Linked DNA regions of Homo sapiens: region 1 is linked to region 2. A link is a contact called in ENCODE Hi-C or POLR2A ChIA-PET data. All regions are on one chromosome and are shown on one strand. The core of a region is the stretch at or near the end of the contact, and the rest is flanking DNA. Distances in the headings are between cores, read along the strand shown. Region 1 overlaps LOC102724945 (a long non-coding RNA gene). Region 2 holds the start of EGLN3-AS1 (EGLN3 antisense RNA 1).

What was found. A loop is a pair of places that touch in the nucleus more often than their neighbours do. ChIA-PET counts read pairs that join two places held with the same protein, here RNA polymerase II (POLR2A). Pooled maps may share reads with other maps.
Region 1: a loop to region 2 is called in a map of Right ventricle myocardium inferior, with 8 times the contacts of the local background. The contact joins the enhancer-like site here to the promoter of EGLN3-AS1 in region 2. A Hi-C loop is called at or near these places in 1 of 168 maps with a recorded cell type or tissue (Right ventricle myocardium inferior) and 4 of 50 pooled maps. POLR2A ChIA-PET finds 5 or more read pairs at or near these places in 3 of 52 experiments (BJ, OCI-LY7 and activated naive CD4-positive, alpha-beta T cell).

What each region holds. Positions count from the first base shown.
Region 1 is chr14:34,124,631-34,130,697 of GRCh38, reverse strand. LOC102724945 (a long non-coding RNA gene) reads left to right here. Exons shown (of 9, transcript XR_001750942.2): 3 at 3,554-3,669; 4 at 4,387-4,445. Among named protein-coding and RNA genes, the nearest start is that of EGLN3-AS1, 88 kb to the right of the region's middle. Within about 2 kb of position 1,902, at least 4 of the 41 ENCODE cell types and tissues checked have a DNase peak (open chromatin) inside an H3K27ac peak, as active enhancers do.
Region 2 is chr14:34,037,948-34,043,212 of GRCh38, reverse strand. It overlaps EGLN3-AS1 (EGLN3 antisense RNA 1), which reads right to left and starts at 3,232. Exons shown (of 3, transcript NR_184209.1): 1 at 3,043-3,232; 2 at 1,944-2,008. All of the region lies in intron 5 of LOC102724945 (a long non-coding RNA gene), which reads left to right. RefSeq lists a silencer at 296-590.

The DNA.
Region 1 (6,067 bases), core at 653-3,152, 89 kb before region 2:
TGAGCCCAGGAGTTCCAGACTGAACCCTGGATGACAGAGAGTGAGGCCTTGTTTCTGAAAAAACTTCTATTTGAGTTAAAACTTTGAGGTCACGTAATGTTACTGGAGGCAAGAATCTAAAAAGCCTGGCTCCTGCCCTTGGAACTTAATGCATCAGCTGGCTGGCCCTTTGCAGGGTTGGGATGGTGCATCTCTATAGAGTGAGGGAGTGGGAGGGAAAAGCACTTTGGCTGGGATGCTGGGCGCAGGGCTGGCAGATATGTGTTCACCATCTGCAAGGTGAAGGGGTGAGAAATGAGACTTGCTGTGAACAGGGGGGTGCACTGGGTGTCTTCTTTCACCTCCAGCTCCTCCTGCTGCATGACGTTTAGCCCAGTCACTTTGGGCCTCTTGCTTCAGCTTCACTACTGAGTGGGAAGGTGCTCTCTCCCCTGTATTTCACTCCTAAAGAAAGAGGAAAGGATCACCAGTCAGGTGACTGGCCATCACCTCGTCACGTGTCCTTGAAGTTGGAATCTCAGTCAACTCAGAGAAATGATTACATTACTGAGTGCCGTCGCAGAGGTCCTGGGGATATTTTTGTCAATAGAGCCCTTTGTGACTGAAGAGACAGGGTGGGTCATCTACATTCTGTTGGGGAAGACCATGGGGCTAGAAGTCAGCAGATCCAGGCTCTGAGCCAGCTCTGTCGGGTTACTTTCTGTGTTACTGAATGTCTCTGCTTTCCTCAGTTGAACAAAGCAAAGATCTGTAGCCCAAGAAAGGCCACTGGGCAATTGTAATGGCTAGGCTAGGGCAACAGAATGTGCTGAGGGCAGCGTGGAAATGGTGGCCAAGGCACTAAAGACCAGCTTTCTCTTTCATGGGAGCCTGAAATGAACCCTCTGCCACCTCCCTTCCCCACCCATAGATTCCTTTCCCATTTACAGGCAGCTAGGTTGGCCTTGGCCTGGACTGGGTTTCTGTTTTGTCAAACTAACAGGTTTCTGCTGGGAGGAGGGCACTGGCGGAAGTAGCATAACTTATCTTTGGTTTAGGGGTGGAACTTCGGTTGTTTCTCCAGGCACGTCATGTCTTGGCTTGGACCATCCCTTGCTAAAGCACTGTGCTTCACATCCTTTTACGGGAAGTACACGACCTTCCATCTCCCCGCAGGTGTGGGCTGGACCCACAGGACCCAGGCAAAGCCTTTTAGGTGGGTATCCTATTCAGAGGGCCAGCCAGGGACCCCATTGGCCTATTCCTCATAGTCCACACCTGTTTCCAAGGGGCCTCTTTGAACTCAATGACTTTCACTCTTTCTTTTGGAGTCATTTTAGGACAAAGGGAAATGAAATCCTGGTCCTTCAGTGACTTGAGCCATATCTTAAAATTGGGGTTGGGAGGGAACAGAATGGCTCCCCCAAGTCCTGCTCTGGGAGTCAGTTGTTGCCTAGGCTGGGACTCTGAGCTAGTACCCATCATACACAGCATTCCGATTTCTCCCTGTAGCATCCTGAATCTGTATATGCTTTGGGAGCCTGGGGTGGGGAGAGGCCAACCCCTGTCCCTCCATCACACTGTACTTCAGAGAAACCTGTGGAAGATAAAACTACCATTGTGGCTCCTTCCAAGGAGCTTTGGTAAAAAGGAAAGGTATCTGTTTCTGTAGGGATAACACTGAAGTGGAGTGTTGGAAACTCATGTTTCCAGAAAGCTTGAAGGTTTTGACCACCCCAGATGCTTTCTTCATGTTTCACACCAGGCAGCTTGGGCGTGGAGAGCTGCCTCCACCAACTTGGCTGAGAAGCCCTGGCAGCTGCTCAGGCTGAAAATAGTAGGTGCTTCGCATTTTCATCGCAGCCTGAGCAGGGCCTCACGTACACACACCTTGGCACGCAAATGTGGGCGCAGAGATTGTTCCAGGCATCGGGGCCGTGTTCACACATGGCTGTGAGGTGAAGCTGGAAATAGGCTCTGGTAGCCAAGGAAGCAAAGGAGCTGAGGGCCTCTACCATGTGGGGCTGCCATCTCCTTCCTGCAAGCAGCACGGAAAAGGACCTGCCTGAGCCTCAGTGGCCAAGTGTCTTCACCCCTGTAGCCCAGGACAGGCTTTAGAAAAAATGAAAAACAGGTTCATGATGGTTATTTTATGCAAAACCTTTGGAATTCTTCCTTTATCTCCAAATACAAATATTTAAAGTGTTTAAATCACTACAAGAAAATAAAAATCTAAAAGCAATCTGTTAAATAGACTGGGGATGTTGGTAGGGAAAGCAATAGGATCTCCTCTCTGCTCTTGGTGCTTGGGGCACCTCTCTCTTGCTTTTCTCTCACTTCTTGGCTGCCATTTCCCAGGGCCCTGTCCTGGGCTCATCCTGGCATTGATCAATGGCTCTGAAAACATAGGACAACGTAGCTTCAGATATTTAAAGCAGGTATAAGATGTGCCGGAGAGTATCTACAGCATCCATCTCTCTCTCTCTCTCTTTCTCTCTCTCTCTCTCTATCTCCATCCATCCATCTACCCATCCACCTCTTCCTCCCTGTATACTTTCCTTGAGAAAATAGACTCTATTAGAAAGTTGATTTCGTGCAATGCTCTAAGACAGTTATTTTTTATTTATTTTCATTTTCCCCATCATGTTCCTCAGCCAGGAGTTTCAGTGAGCTAGTCGAAAGTGCACCAGCCTTGATGAGAGATGGGCTTAGCTTTGAATCCAGGCATGCTATATGTAGCTGCAGAGTGTTGGATAATTCACCTAAATTCTCTGAACTTTGTAAACTGAGAGTAACTACTTTGCAAGCCTTCTGTGAGGTCCCAGGGGGACAGTGTGTACAAAGCACCAGGAACATATTAGCACCCAGTGAGAGGTGACTGCACCATTTCCTTCATGTTGTAGCATTTTTGAGACTCCTAGTGAAAAGAAAACATCACAGATGTACAGAGAAAGGACTGGCCCAGGCACAGCACACACCATCAGCTCATCATGCCCAACCAGTTTGACCTTGGGTCACTAGCAAAATGCCTCTGTAGAAGGGTGCATGTGGAATGGAGCTGGGCTACGGTGCCATTCACTTCTTATGCCTTTTTTTTTTTTTTTTTTTTTTTTTTTTTTTTTTTTTGGTGAGATGGAGTCTGGCTCTGTCACCCAGGCTGGAGTACAGTGGCGTGATCTTGGCTCACTGCAACCACCGCCTCCCGGGTTCAAATGATTCTCCTGCCTCAGCCTCCCAAGTAGTTGGAATTACAGGCACCCACCACCACGCCTGGCTAATTTTTGTATTTTTAGTAGAGATGGGGTTTCACCACGTTGGCCAGACTGGTCTTGAACTCCTGACCTTAGGTGATTCACCTGCCTGAGCCTCCCAAAGTGCTGGGATTATAGGCATGAGCCACCGCTCCCAGCCTCTTATGCCAATTTAAGTCTGCTTGCAAATAGAAGTGGGACTAAATATATAATACAAACTTAGCTAGAGTCCAAAATTGGAGTAGAAGTTGTTGAAACAGTTTCCTTCATGTAATTGTTATAAACAAAGTATAACAAAGCTATTCATTGCCCACTTTCTGCAGGGTGTATCAACCATTTTAAATCTGCCCTCAAAAGCACAGAACAAATCAGACAGCATTTTGCTCACAGAGGAGAGGGTGTATGAGAACCAAATTCCAGCTTCAGCACATGGCCTTGGGTAAGTCATTTGCTTTCTCTACACCTTAGCTTTCTCATCTGTAAAATAAGAATGGTGATATGATAGTAGTAATAATTCTACAGGCCACATGTGTCTCATACCATTATAATAACGATCAACCGAAGTCATGTATTTTAAAGCCTTCAGGAAACTGTGAGTGTAAGGCATGGTTATCTCACCTTGCAGGAAGGTCTTGAATCCATTCCAATAGCCTTTATTGGATGAGTGGTTTCTGGTGTTGATTTGTGTGCTTGAAAACATGTAGAAAAAGGCTGTGGGCAACATTTCTATCAGGGGTTGTGAGGTGATCGTAGGCAGGTTGCTTCTCAAGGGCAGATGATGTAAGGATGAGAGGGCCAACTATGATATCAGGGGATAGACTCAGGATTCCTCCAGGCCTCGATAACTTTAATCCTCTCTACCTTTGTCCTCCCTCCCCTCAATATGCGGCAGTCTCTGTCCCTTGCATGAACACAGGCTCCCTCCTCTTGGTTACTTTCCCCATTTATTAACTTCCTGATCTCTTGAACAAGGTGTCTGCAGCAGTCTGTGTTCACCAGATGTTCTATGTGGTGTATTGTTTGGGTGAGGCCGTGGAACTCATTCTAGCAGATGAACCATGAGCAGGGGTGATATGTGTGGCTTCCACACTGGGGCAATAAAGAACCAATGTCTTACTTCCCTTGTTCTTGCTTCCTCTGCCATGTGCCCCCAAAGGTACAGCTACAAGATGGAGGAAGCTATTTGACCTGCATCAGACTTTACGTGAACAAAAGGTAAGCCTTTATCATGTGAAACCACTGAGATTTGAGGATTTATTCTGGGATTGCCACATAGTTTGGCCTGTCCTGACAATAAGCGGGACATGCCTTGCTGCTTCACTCCCCCTCACCCCACCTGCTCCTCCAATTTGTGTAATCTTGTGTCTGCCCTCACTGCTTGGAGAAACGGCTACCCTCAAAATTTACCAGTGACCTCATCCTTATTTAGCTACAGACTGCTGAGTTGCCTCATTCACTTAAACTCTTCTTTCTCTCTTAATCTTTTACTTCATTATTTTAAGCTTAATAAAAAGTAATCCATTCTCACTTTAAGGAAATCTCCCCTTACCTTCCCAATTATTTATCTGCTTTTTGTTCTGTTTCCTTTTCTCTTACCTCAAAAGGCAGGTTTCCCCCCAAAGATCTGCCTCTGGCTCTCCTCTCTTCTCATCTCCCCACTCCCCCAGGTGCTTCCATATGCTCCTGTGTGCTCCAGCGGTTGGCTCGTTTGCACAAGGCGGCATTCCTCACTCTCAGCTCCAGCCTAACGTTTCCAGCCTCTCTAGATGTCTGCCTGGGTCTGCAGCCCACTTTTGGAGATGACTGTTCAGAACTAGACTTATCATCCTTTCTCCTTTTTTCCTTCTTCTTCCTACTGTGCTCCCTTTTACTTACTGTCCATGGCACTGTTATCAAATTTCACCCAGGCTTGACCCCTACATTTTCTTTTTGACTTGGTCTTTTCCATTCTACCACTCCCTTATCTAATCAGTTATTGAGTGCAGTGGATTCTTTCACCTGGTCCCTTCTCTGTATCTCCATTACTATTACACTACTTGTATGTATGTAATGGCATTGGGAGGAGACTAGAAAGACACATGCTGGACTGTTGACCATGGTTAGTTCTGGGGAAGAAAATCCATGGGAGTGGGTGGAGACGATGGGGGCCTTCATGCTTGAAAATGTGTTATTCTGTACTTTTAACATACTTTCTAGCAATAGATTCACATATTAACTGCATAATACAAAGGCAACTTTAAAAAATAAGAATGGGCTGCCTGTGATGTAGTGAAGACTTCGTAACTGGAAATCTTGGAACAAAAGTTAGATGACTTAGCATTAGGGATGTCACAGATGTTGTAGAGGGGATTCCCGTATCGAATGGTAAACTAGAAGTTATCTTCTGCATCAGTTAGGATTAGATTCAGTGGTGAGTGATGGAACTCCAAAATAACACAGGCTTAAACAACATGGAAGTTGTCTCTGAAGTAAGAGTCCAGAAGGTAATCAACCCAGGGTTTGTGAGAGCCCTCCACGATTCTCAGAGATTTCTTCCCTCTTGCCACTCCATTCCACTCATGTCATGGGTTCCACCTCATAGTTTAATCAACTTGCTAAAGCTTCAGCCATCGTGTTTGCATTCCATTTAGCATGACAGGCAAATTTGTACATGCCCTCTCCCTTTCAGGCCACTTTCTAGAAGTGGCTACTTCTACTTTTACTCCTTTGGCCAGAACCTAGTTACACAGAAACACCGAGCTTCTCAAGAGGCTGGGATATGCTTTAGTCTATGTGGCCATGTGCCCAGCTACAAACTGGCGATTCTATTACCAAGGAAATAGGGGAAAATGAATACT
Region 2 (5,265 bases), core at 1,983-4,482:
ATATACATCACTATATATTGAGTAACCGATATTCAATATTTTTGGATTGATGTGAGCTAACTGGAGAGGAGGTTTGTAGTTGCTGACCCACTGTGCTTCAGACATAGCCAAGAAGTTCGAGGCTAGCCTGGGCAACATAGTGAGACCTCATCTATACAAAAAAATAAAAAACATTAGCTGGGTGTGGTGGGACACGCCTATAGTCCCAGCCAGTTGGGAGGCTGAGGTTGGAGAATCTCAGCTGAGGTCTTCAATAGATATATATTGGCATGAATTATACAATTCAAATTCCTGTATGTTAAAAGGGATCTTAAAGATCACCCAGTGCTCCTTTTCCATTTGGAAGACAAGGATCCTGAGGTCTAAAGAAATTGCTTTCTCATGGCTGCCCAGCCATGTCCTTGGCCTTATTGGTCCTGGCCCTTCTAAGGCTACTACTCACACCTGCCTGTGTGCTGCTCTCCCGTTGAACTCCAGTCCCTCCTATCTGCACTTCTTCACTCTGCACCTCAGGGTATAGTTCTCAGGCTGCAAAAACCCCTTGGCAAAGTCCTACCCTTCCTTTGCCACTGGCTTCCCTGAAGCCCCCTCCCTGGTTCTAGGCTTCTCTCTAGACTGCAGGCAAATTCAGATTGGTGATTTTGGTTTCCTTCTGCTGAGAATCCATGACTTCCCATGAAGGATATGTTTCAAAATAATTCTTGAAAACTCGAATAGGAAAATGCTCACTAAAGAAATTTTGAAGAAGACACAAAAAGGTGATGTTTAGCTTTTCTGGTATTTCTTTGGGCATTTCTCCACTAGATCCCCTTCCTCCTAAGCAATAGGTTGTTTGTATTTTTTATTATAATCCTCACCTTACTCATTCAATTTTGTGTCCTGCTATTTTCCCTTTGTGCTCTTTTAGTGTAACTTTATGACAGATGGATTGGGAACAAACACACTTTTTAAAAGGAAACTTCTGTAGACTACTGCCACCTATTTATAAAAATAGGTTCTAGGCTGGGTGTGTCTGTAATCCCAGCACTTTAGGAGGCCAAGGCAGGAGGATCACTTGAGGCCAGGAGTTCAAGCCTAGCCTGGGCAACATAGGGAGACTCCATCTCTATAGACAAAAATTTTAAAATATTAGCTAGGAGTGGTGGCACACACCTGTGGTCCCAACTACTCAGGAGGCTGAGGTGGGAGGATCACTTGAATCTGGGAGGTCAAAGCTGCAGTGAGCTGTGATCACGCCACTGCACCCTAGCTTGGGCGACAGAGTGAGACCTTGTCTTAAAAAAAGAAAAAAACAAAAAAAAGGAAAATAGGTTTCTTTACTTTTTGGTAGTGCAAACAACAATGTGCACATTCAAGGCTAGTGTTTGGAGACAGGAGCCATGCTCCATATGCCTCTACATCTTCCAGTCTTCCCCACCGCTCCTTTGGGGGAGTTGGGGGTTGCATTCTCTGTTATTGCCAATGGGGCCTGTGTTTTCTAATAGTCTATGAGTCAGAATCCTTCCTCTGTCACCATATCCATATTCAATCCTGTCTTCTAGTCTCCATGATGGGAACTTGAGAGCCTCAGCACCATCTTGACCTGTCTGTCATCTCTTTGATCTCTCATTTACTGTCAGTCTGTTGTAAAACTCTGCAGCCTTGATACCTGCATACCCCATAACTCTGTGAAAGCAGGAACCGAGTCTTCCCATAAGCCTTAGATCTGTCTCTTTATCCCCAGTGTGATGTCAAGCATAGAGAAGACACTGATACATGTATGGTGACTGAATGAATGAATGCACGAATGAATGATATAATTGCAGTGCAGAGTAGTCTTCCCTTCTAGTGATTCCAAAAGCAAAATCAAGACTGGAATAGTAACATTCTCTTCAGTGCATTTACTACCACAAGTGCAGAAACAAACAATAGGAAACTGAGAATCAGAATGGGTTGAGATTTACCTTGGATGCAAATGATGGTTTCTGGTTTCTCAAGCCTCTTTCTCTCTCCTCACAGCCCACAGTCCCTGGGAATTACAAAATTCTTTTTATCATTAAAGAATATTAAATGGCTATTTTTTCTTTAATTAACTGTCCTTAATTTTGAGACCAAAGAAAAGGTTTATTTCCCAAGATAGCAGCAGCAAGCTCTGCTCTAAGGGAAAGCCCACATTTTTTATAAACTTTCCTTAACACCTCAAAATTTTAGTCCCAGGGTAACCTTGCTTGAGATGTAAAATTGCTATAAGTGAAAAACTACTTACTCAGCAATATAAAAGAATGAACAATTGATACATACCACAACATGAATGATTCTCAAAATAATTATGTTGAATTAAAGAAGCCAGACCCCCCCCATCCTCAAAAAGCATATATACTGCATGTTTCCATTTATATAAAATTATAGAAAATGCAAACAAATATATAATGAAAGAAAGGAGGTCAGTGCTTATCTTGTGGGTAGGGAAGGAAGAGCAGGGAGGCAGGGATGATAAAGGGGCACTGGGAAACTTTTTGGTGGTGATGGATGTGCCGGTGATGGTTGATTGTTGTGATGGTTTTGTAGGTGTGTGCCTGTGTCAACGCATATTAAATTTTATATTGTAAACACATGAAGTGTATTGGATGCCAATTATATGCCAATAAAGCTATTTTAAAAATTGCTTCTGGTGGAATAGAGTCTTAGTTTAGGCTGCTATAACAAACCACTATGGACTGGGTAGCTTCAATAACAGAAATTTATCTCTCACAATTCTGGAGGCTCAGAAGTCAGCAGATCCAGTGTCTAGTGAGGGCCCTCTTCCTGGATTAGAAATAGCCATCTTCTCTTTGTATCCCCACATGGCAGAAACCAGAGAGAGAGCATCTCTGTCATGTCTTTTCTTATAAGGGCTCTAATCCCATTCAAGAGGGCTCCACCATAATGATATAAAAACTTCTGGAGGCCCCACCTCCAAATACCATGACATTGGGGATTTAGGTTTCAACTTATAAATTTGGTGAGGGAGACACAAATATTCAGTCCATAGCAGAGTCCTGCCCATCACCCTATATGTCCTACCTCATTTTCCAGCTTCCCGCCACTAAAGGATGATCATCCCCGATTTTGTTCCTCAAGTACAATCGGTCTTTTGCCATGGTAGACGCTGAGATTTAATTGCTTCCTCTGGAAGTACAGAAACTATTTTAACCGGGCTACTGTTCCCTCCTGGTTAATTCCCTGAGCCTCCTGAGTGCTGCAGACAAGTTTGTCCTCTTTTTCTATTTCACACCATTTTAAGGGTTGCCTCCCTCACAGTCCAGTGGCATGTTTTGGATAGACAGCAGCCGATTGGGCACCTGTATTACTGTCTGTCTGGGCCATGACTCACCAGCCCCAATGATAACAATCCTTAGACCTTTGACATGTTTTCAGGATGCTTTTCAAAATACCTATTGGTTCCACAAAGGAAGCCCTGAGACAGTGAGTGACCCACCAGTGTTTGCCTCTTCTTCTCTTGTGTATTTCTTTCATTACTCTCCAAGGTGCTTTAATATTAGGTAGTTCCAGATCAGCAGTAAGAAATGCAAACAAATACCCTCCTCAGAAGTTCAGCATTATTTTACTGTCTTTGAAATATTTTCAGAACTTAAGGGAGAATCAGGAATGAGTCCCTGGAATTATATAGATGTGGGACATCATTGACCAGCTGAGGTAATGACTGTTCTTCCATCTTGCAGAAACAACAGGTCAAGGCTCTGAGTGGTTAAGTAAATAGCTAAGACCTTGAGCTAGAGCAGGGAGACTCAAACCCGTGCTGGTTTGTGGACAAGGGAAGAAATGGAGAGCAATTGTTTAGAAACGTTCATAGCAATATGATGGAATAGTTTTATGACATAATAACAAAAAAGTTGAGCTTGTATTTTATATGCCTGTTATTTTTAACTCTTTTCTAATAATTCATTTTTGTTTATTCTACAAAATTGAGGATTCATAGTAGATTGGAAATTTTAGAAAAAATCAGCGGGCCCTTTATCACAGATTTCTTGAGAAGCACTCAACTAATTTCATGGTCTCTGCAGGGCGGTTCTGGGTGCCTTCCTTCCAGTGAAGATCATGAGTACCTTCCTTCCAATGGAGATGATGGGTGAACTGTGGAGAGATGGAGACAGTGCCAGGGAGGAGGATGTCCCCTTCATCTCTGGTTCCTTTTCCTTTTCCTCCACATGCATCCCTGGAGAAGCACTCCACCAATAGCAAGCAGAGTTGAGACTAGAATAGAGGAGAATGCAGTTAGAGAAGGGCTTGGAAATGGCAAGGTTGGCAGGAAAAGCTTTGTGGTTATCACCTAGCATGCTGACTTAGGCAAATGCCCTGTACTCTGGACCTCAGGAGCAGGTGGAGGAAGCAGCTGAGAAATATCTCACTAGTTTGGAATGAAGCTGGAATTGTGAGTTCCACTATGTTTAAGACGCTCGTATAACCTAAGAGGAGGGAAAAAAAGGCTGCCTGTCATCACCCTGTAGTGTGAGGCTAGACATCGACATATTCCGACGGAGTCACTGATCAGAGGAACTTCCCTTTAAAAACATGGAGGGATCAGCACACTGCACAGGTACATTGTAGTGAAAAGAGATGGGATCAGAAAAGGGCTGAGCCTAAGATGGCCTCATTATCTGTCTTAAAATGGGGAGATCCAAGCAGCTGAAAGGCATCAGGAAGATGTCACCATCTCATTTCACAGCTGTCTCTGCTGGTCCCTGTTTGCTTTTGTTTCAGTAAATCGTAGTGTGAAGTAATGTTCATGTTCCCAGGGGACATGGAACAGCCTACTGCCCTGCTTGCCTTTGAAGCAGTTAGCTGACAACACCTTCACTATCACATCTTCTGGAGAGGTGGCAGAAAGAGATGATGCCTTCCTTTTGTTGACTTTCATACATGATTATATGTCTGGACACTCTTACTGACATCAATGTGCTTGTTGACTGGGAGGACAGGATCAGGTTGAGTGGGTTCAGGCTTTTTACTATGAGAAAAGCTTTTGCTCTTTACTTCGGGAAATGAAGGAAACACCCAGCCCTCTTGCTTGTTTGTTAAATTAAAGGGTGACTTCTGCATCGTAAACTGCCCTGGAATATATCTTGGTTTTGACTTGGGTAATGATGCACACATGCCTCAGTGTGCCTGCCCTGTGGCCTTATTATTATTTAGTCTGACATGTTGGGATTTGGGAGAGGGTTGAGATTAGAGCTTAGGGCTTATGTTGGTTAGCACCATCATGGGAGGAAGGGCCTGCAGCATGGT